Regions from separate parts of the Homo sapiens genome. Here region 1 is linked to region 2. A link is an interaction called in ENCODE POLR2A ChIA-PET data of the cell type or tissue named here. Cell type or tissue: GM12878. All regions are shown on one strand. Each heading gives the region's core, and the rest is flanking DNA. Links, peaks and the distances in the headings are about the cores only.

Evidence for each region. ChIA-PET counts read pairs that join two places held together with the same protein. Peaks named below come from ENCODE experiments on the same cell type or tissue, not always from the same donor. Only the 100,000 strongest peaks of a DNase experiment are listed, where the experiment ranks them.
Region 1: POLR2A ChIA-PET joins it to region 2 with 6 read pairs; 2 of 35 experiments call an interaction of 5 or more read pairs at or near these places.

What each region holds. Positions count from the first base shown.
Region 1 is chr10:92,357,458-92,360,380 of GRCh38, forward strand. No RefSeq gene overlaps it. Among named protein-coding and RNA genes, the nearest start is that of MARCHF5, 68 kb to the left of the region's middle. In GM12878, for the core only: no CTCF peak of the experiment used is centred there; no DNase peak of the experiment used is centred there.
Region 2 is chr10:92,231,907-92,234,829 of GRCh38, forward strand. The region is part of intron 2 of CPEB3 (cytoplasmic polyadenylation element binding protein 3); the gene reads right to left. Among named protein-coding and RNA genes, the nearest start is that of CPEB3, 58 kb to the right of the region's middle. In GM12878, for the core only: no CTCF peak of the experiment used is centred there; a DNase peak (open chromatin) is centred at 1,213; H3K4me3 peaks cover 249 bases.

The sequences.
Region 1 (2,923 bases), core at 195-2,694, 130 kb after region 2:
TACCAAATACTAGGTCTTATTTATTCTATTTTTTGTGCCCATTAACCATCCCCACTTCTCCCCACACCCCCTGCCACTACCCTTCCCAGCCTCTGGTAACCATCTTTCTACTCTGCATCTCCATGAGTTCAATTGTGTTTTAATTTTTAGCTCCCACAAATAAGAACATGCAAAGCTTATCTTTCTGTGCCTGGCTTATAAATTCACTAACTTAATGACCTCCAGTTTCATGTGTGTTGTTGCAAATGACAGGATATCCTTTTTATAGCTGAATAGTACTCCATTGTGTATAAGTACCACATTTTCTTTATCCAGTCATCTGTTGATGAAACTTAGGTTGCTTCCAAATCTTGGCTATTTTGAATGGTGCTGCAATAAACATGGGAGTGCAGATACCTCTTTGATATACTGATTTTCTTTCTTTTGAGTATATACCTAGGAATGGGATTGCTATATTGTATGGTAGCTCTATTTTTAGTTTTTTGAGGAGATTCCAAACTGTTGTCCATAGCAGTTGTACTAATTTAGATTCCCACCAACACTGTATGAGATTTCCCTTTTTACCACATCCCCACAAGCATTTGTTGTTGCCTGTGTTTTGGATAAATAAAAGCCATTTTAACTGAGGTGAGGTGATATCTCATAGCTTTGATTTCTACTTCTCTGATGATCAGTGATGCTGAGCACCTTTTCATATATCTCTTTGCCATTTGTATGTCTTCTTTTGAGAAATGTCTTCAGACATTTTGCCCATTTAAAAATCAGATTATTATATTTTTTCCTATAGAGTTGTTTGAGTTCCTTATATATTCTGGGTTTTTTCTTTTTTCTTTTTTTAGACAGAGCCTTCACTCTGCTGCCCAGGCTGGAGTGCAGTGGCATGATCTCAGCTCACTGCAACCTCTGCCTCCCGGGTTCAAGTGATTCTCCTGCCTCAGCCTCCCGAGTAGCTGGGATTACAGTACCACCAAGCCCAGTTAATTTTTGTATTTTTAGTAGAGACGAGGTTTTGTATGTTGGCCAGGCTGGTCTCGAACCCCTGACCTAAAGTGATCCACCCATCTTGGCCTCCCAAAATGCTGGGATTAGAGGCATGAGCCACTGCGCCTATATACTGGTTTTTAATCCCTTGTCAGATGGGTAGTTTGCAAATATTTTATCACGTTATAGGTTGTCTCTTTATTTTATTGATTGTATCTTTTGCTGTGCAGAAGCTTTTTAACTTGATGTGATCCCATTTGTCCCTTCTCACTTTGGTTCCCTGTGCTTCTGAGGTATTACTCAAGAGATCTTTGCCCACTCCAATATGCTAAAGAGTTTCCCCAATGCTTTCCTTTCTTTCTTTTTTTTCTTATTTTTTTATTTTTTTATTTTTTGGAGACAGAGTCTCATTCTGTTGCCCAGGATGGAGTGCAGTGGTGCAATCGTGGCTCACTGCAACCTCTGCCTACTGGGCTGAAGTGATTGTCCCACCTCAGCCCCCCACAAGTAGTTGAGACTACAGGCATGCATCATCATGCCTGGCTAATTTTTGTATTTTTAGTAAAGATGGGGTTTCACTTTGTTGGCCAGTCTGGTCTTGAACACTTGACCTCAAGTGATCCACCCACCTCAGCCTCCCAAAGTGCTGGGATGACAAGCATGAGCCACCTTGCCCAGTCAAGTTTCCCCATTGTTTTCTTGTAGCAGTTTCATAGTTTGAGTTATTAGATTTAGGTCTTTAATACATTTTGACTTGATTTTTGCATATGGCAAGACATAGGGGTCTAGTTTCATTCTTCTGCATATAGATATCCAGTCTCCCAGCACCATTTATTAAGGAAACTTTCCTTCCCCCAGTGTATGTTTTTGGCACATTTGTTAGAAATGAGTTCACCACAGATGTATGGATTTATTTCTGGGTTCTCTATTCTGTTCCACTGGTCTATGTATCTGTCTTTATGCCAGTATCATGCCATTTTTGTTACTATAGCTTTGTAATATAATTTGAAGTCAGCTAATGTGATTCCTCCAGTTTTGTTCTTTTTGCTTAGGATAGCTTTGGCTATTCTGGATCTGTTGAGGTTCCATAAACATTTTAAGATTGTTTTATCTATGTCTGTGAAGAAAGTCATTAGTATTTTGATAGGGATTGCATTGAATCTGTAGATTACTTTGGGTAGTATGGACATTTTAACAGTATTGATTCTTTTAATCCATGAACATGGGATATCTTTCCATTTTTTGTGTGTGTCCTCTTCAATATCTTGCATCAGTGTTTTATAGTTTTCTTTTTTTTTTTTTTTTCTTTTTTCAAACAGGGTTTCACTCTGTCTCCCAGGCTGGAGTACAGTGGTGCAATCTCAGCTCACTGCAACCTCTACCTCCTGAGTCCAGATGATCCTCCTGCCTCAGCCTCCCAAGTAACTGGGACTACAGGCATGCTCCACCATGCTCAGCCAAAGTATTTTACAGTTTTCATTGCAGAGATCTTTCACTTCTTTGATAAGTTAACTCCTAGGTATTTAATTGTATTCGTAGCTGTTGTTAATGGGATTACTTTCTTGAATTCTTTTTCAGATTGTTCACTGTTGCCGTATAGAAATGCTACTGATTTTTGTATGTTGATTTTGTATCCTGCAACTTTACTGAATTTACTAGTTCTAATAGTTTTCTTATGGAGTCTTTAGGTTTTTCCAACTATAAGATCATATCATCTGCAAACAAGGATAACTTGACTTCTTCCTTTCCAATTTGGATGCCCTTCATATCTTGATTGCTCTAGGTAGGACTTCCAGTACTATGTTGAATAACAGTGGTAAAAGTAGGCATCCTGGCCAGGCACGGTGGCTCACACCTGTAATCCCAGCACTTTGGGAGGCCAAGGTGGGAGGATCACTGAGGTCGGCAGTTCGAGACCAGCCTGACCAAATAGAGAAACCCT
Region 2 (2,923 bases), core at 129-2,628:
ACAGGGTTTCACCAGGTTGGCCAGGCTGGTCTCGAACTCCTGACCTCAGGTGATCCATCTGCCTCAGCCTCCCAAAGTGCTGGAATTATAGGTGTGAGCCACCACTCCCAGCCTCAAACTTTTCATATTGCAGTAAACAAAGCATAATTTTTTTTTTTTTTTTGAGAGGGAGTTTCACTCTTGTCATCCAGGCTGGAGGGCAATAGCATGATCTCAGCTCACTGCAACCTCCAGCTCCCAGGCTCAAGCAATTTTCCTGCCTCAACCTCCCGAGTAGCTGGGATTACAGGCACCCACCACCACACCCAGCTAATATTTGTAGTTTTTTAGTAGAGACAGGGTTTCACCATGTTGGCCAGGTTGGTCTCGAACTCCTGACCTCAGGTGATACACCCACCTCGGCCTCCCAAAGTGCTGGGATTACAGGCGTGAGCCACCGTGCCTGAGCAACAAAGCATAATCTTTTGATACCTGCAGATCAAAACACTATAAAAAATCAACTTAGCAATGAAAACCAGTTCCAACTGGATGGCATTACACCTTATACAGCCCTTGAAATACATCAAATTGGGCCAGACATGGTGGCTCACACCTGTAATCCCAGCACTTTGGAAGGCTGAGGCAGGTGGATCACAAGGTCAGGAGTTCAGGACCAGCCTGGCCAACATAGTGAAACCCCGTCTCTACCAAAAATACAAAAAATTAGCCGGGCATGGTGGCAGGCGCCTGTAATCCCAGCTACTCGGGAAGCTGAGGCAGGAGAATCACTTGAACCCGGGAGGCAGAGGTTGCAGTGAGCAGAGACCGTGCCACTGCATTCCAGCCTGGGTGACAGTGGGAAACTCCATCTCAAAAAAAAAAAAAAAATACATCAAATTGGCTAACCAATAGAGAAAGCTATGTAAGTAGAAATTTGTTTCTTTGTCAGAGGATATCTAAATTACATTTCTAAGAGGGTTCTTTTGTACTAACTCACGACAAGGTCATAAAGAGTTTAAACAAGGCTAACCACTTTTCAACATGCAATTTTGAAGTATATAGTTTTATATTAACGTTTCTAGTAGCACAAAAACCTAATATTTCCTAACCAATCCCTCTTTTAAATAGAAAATAGATAATGTGGTTTTGCTGGCATTCATATCAACCATGTCATAACAGGTTCTGAAACAGTTTGTGGGGATGAGTAGACCTTAAAGTGGTTTTGCATTGAAATAGTAGTTAAGAAACCAACTAGAGAAGAGTCTTAAATCTAGGTCATACTATCCTTATTCAAAAGCAAGCACAAACAAGACAATTTATATTACCTCCTGAAAAGATGGTCTTAAAAAAAAGAAAGTGGGGGCCAGATGCGGTGGCTCACACCTCTAATCTCAGCACTTTGGGAGGCCCAGGCTGGCAGAGAACTCGAGGTCAGGAGTTCAAAACTAGCCTAGCCAACATGGTGAAACCCCGTCACCCTGTCTCTACTAAAAATACAAAAACTAGTGGGGCATGGTGGTGCACACCTGTAATCCCAGCTACCAGGGAGGTTGAGGAATGAGAATTGCTTGAACAGGGAAGGCAGATGTTGCAGTGAGCCAAGATCATGCCACTGCACTCCAGCTTGGGCGACAGATTCTGTCTTTAAAAAAAAAAAAAAAAAGGAAATGGACAGAACACAAACTACTTGGAAAAAAAAAAGGAAAAGGAACACAAACTACTTGAAAAATATTGGTATTTCCTAAAAATTTATTATGAGTAGGCATATTTGTTTTTAATATCATTTGTATTCCCATGAATTCATGTAAGAAACTTCTTCCTCAGTTATTGATAACCCACCAGCAAAATTAATACTAAGTTATAATTACCTAGACATGTCATAAAATATAAAACTCCTTGCAATCACCTTTAACTTGGGAATAGAAGGAAAAGGAGAGGGATACGCAGGGTGCGGTGGCTCATGCCGGTAATCCCAGCACTTTGGGAGGCAGATGCGGGCAGATCCAAAGTCAGGAGTTCAGGACCAGCCTGGCCAACATAGTGAAACCCCGTCTCTATTAAAAATACAAAAATCAGCCAGGCATGGTGGCACGTGCCTGTAGTCCCAGCTACTTGGGAGGCTGAGGCAGGAGAATCGCTTGAACCCAGAGATGGAGGTTGCAGTAAGCCGAGATCATACCACTGTACTCCAGCTTGGGGAACAGAGTGAGACTTTGTCTCAAAAAAAAAAAAAAAAAAAGGAGAAGGATAAAGGCAGAGATACAGACAGAAAGTATGGAATAATTTGATTTTTTTTTCCAAATTAAATTTGAATCCAGGCAATCTGCTGCTAAAGCCTGCTTCTGTGACAAATTATCAACCAGAACCTGGGTAAGTCACTTCCTATTTTGGGACTTTGATTTCATAATATTAAAAAATATGTAAAGTAAAATATGTAAAGTAAAAAACAGAAAAAATTATAACCGATGAATCTTCATGGTGGCATACTTACAGTCACTGTATTTTTTTCTTTCTGCATTTCTACAAATACAAAATTTTTTAAAAACACAGCTTCCAGGGTATCTCATAGGGTCAAGTACAGATTCAGTCCAGCTTCTTACATCTACACTGCACTATTAAGCGATGTCCTAGAGACAGAATAGTCAAGGGAGTAGGAGCCATGGGCTCTGGAGGCAACTTTGCCAATTACTGGCTGTGATCTTAAGCAAACAGTGTAAATGCACTGAACCTCAATTTATTTGTCAATATAACAAGGATAATAGGCCGGGCACAGTGGCTCATGCCTGTAATCCCAGCACTTTGGGAGGGCGAGGTGGCAGATCACGAGGTCAAGAGTTCAAGACCAGCCTGACCAATATGGTAAACCCCGTCTCTACTAAAAATATAAAAATTAGCTGGGCATGGTAGCACGCACCTGTAATCCCAGCTACTCACGAGGCTGAGG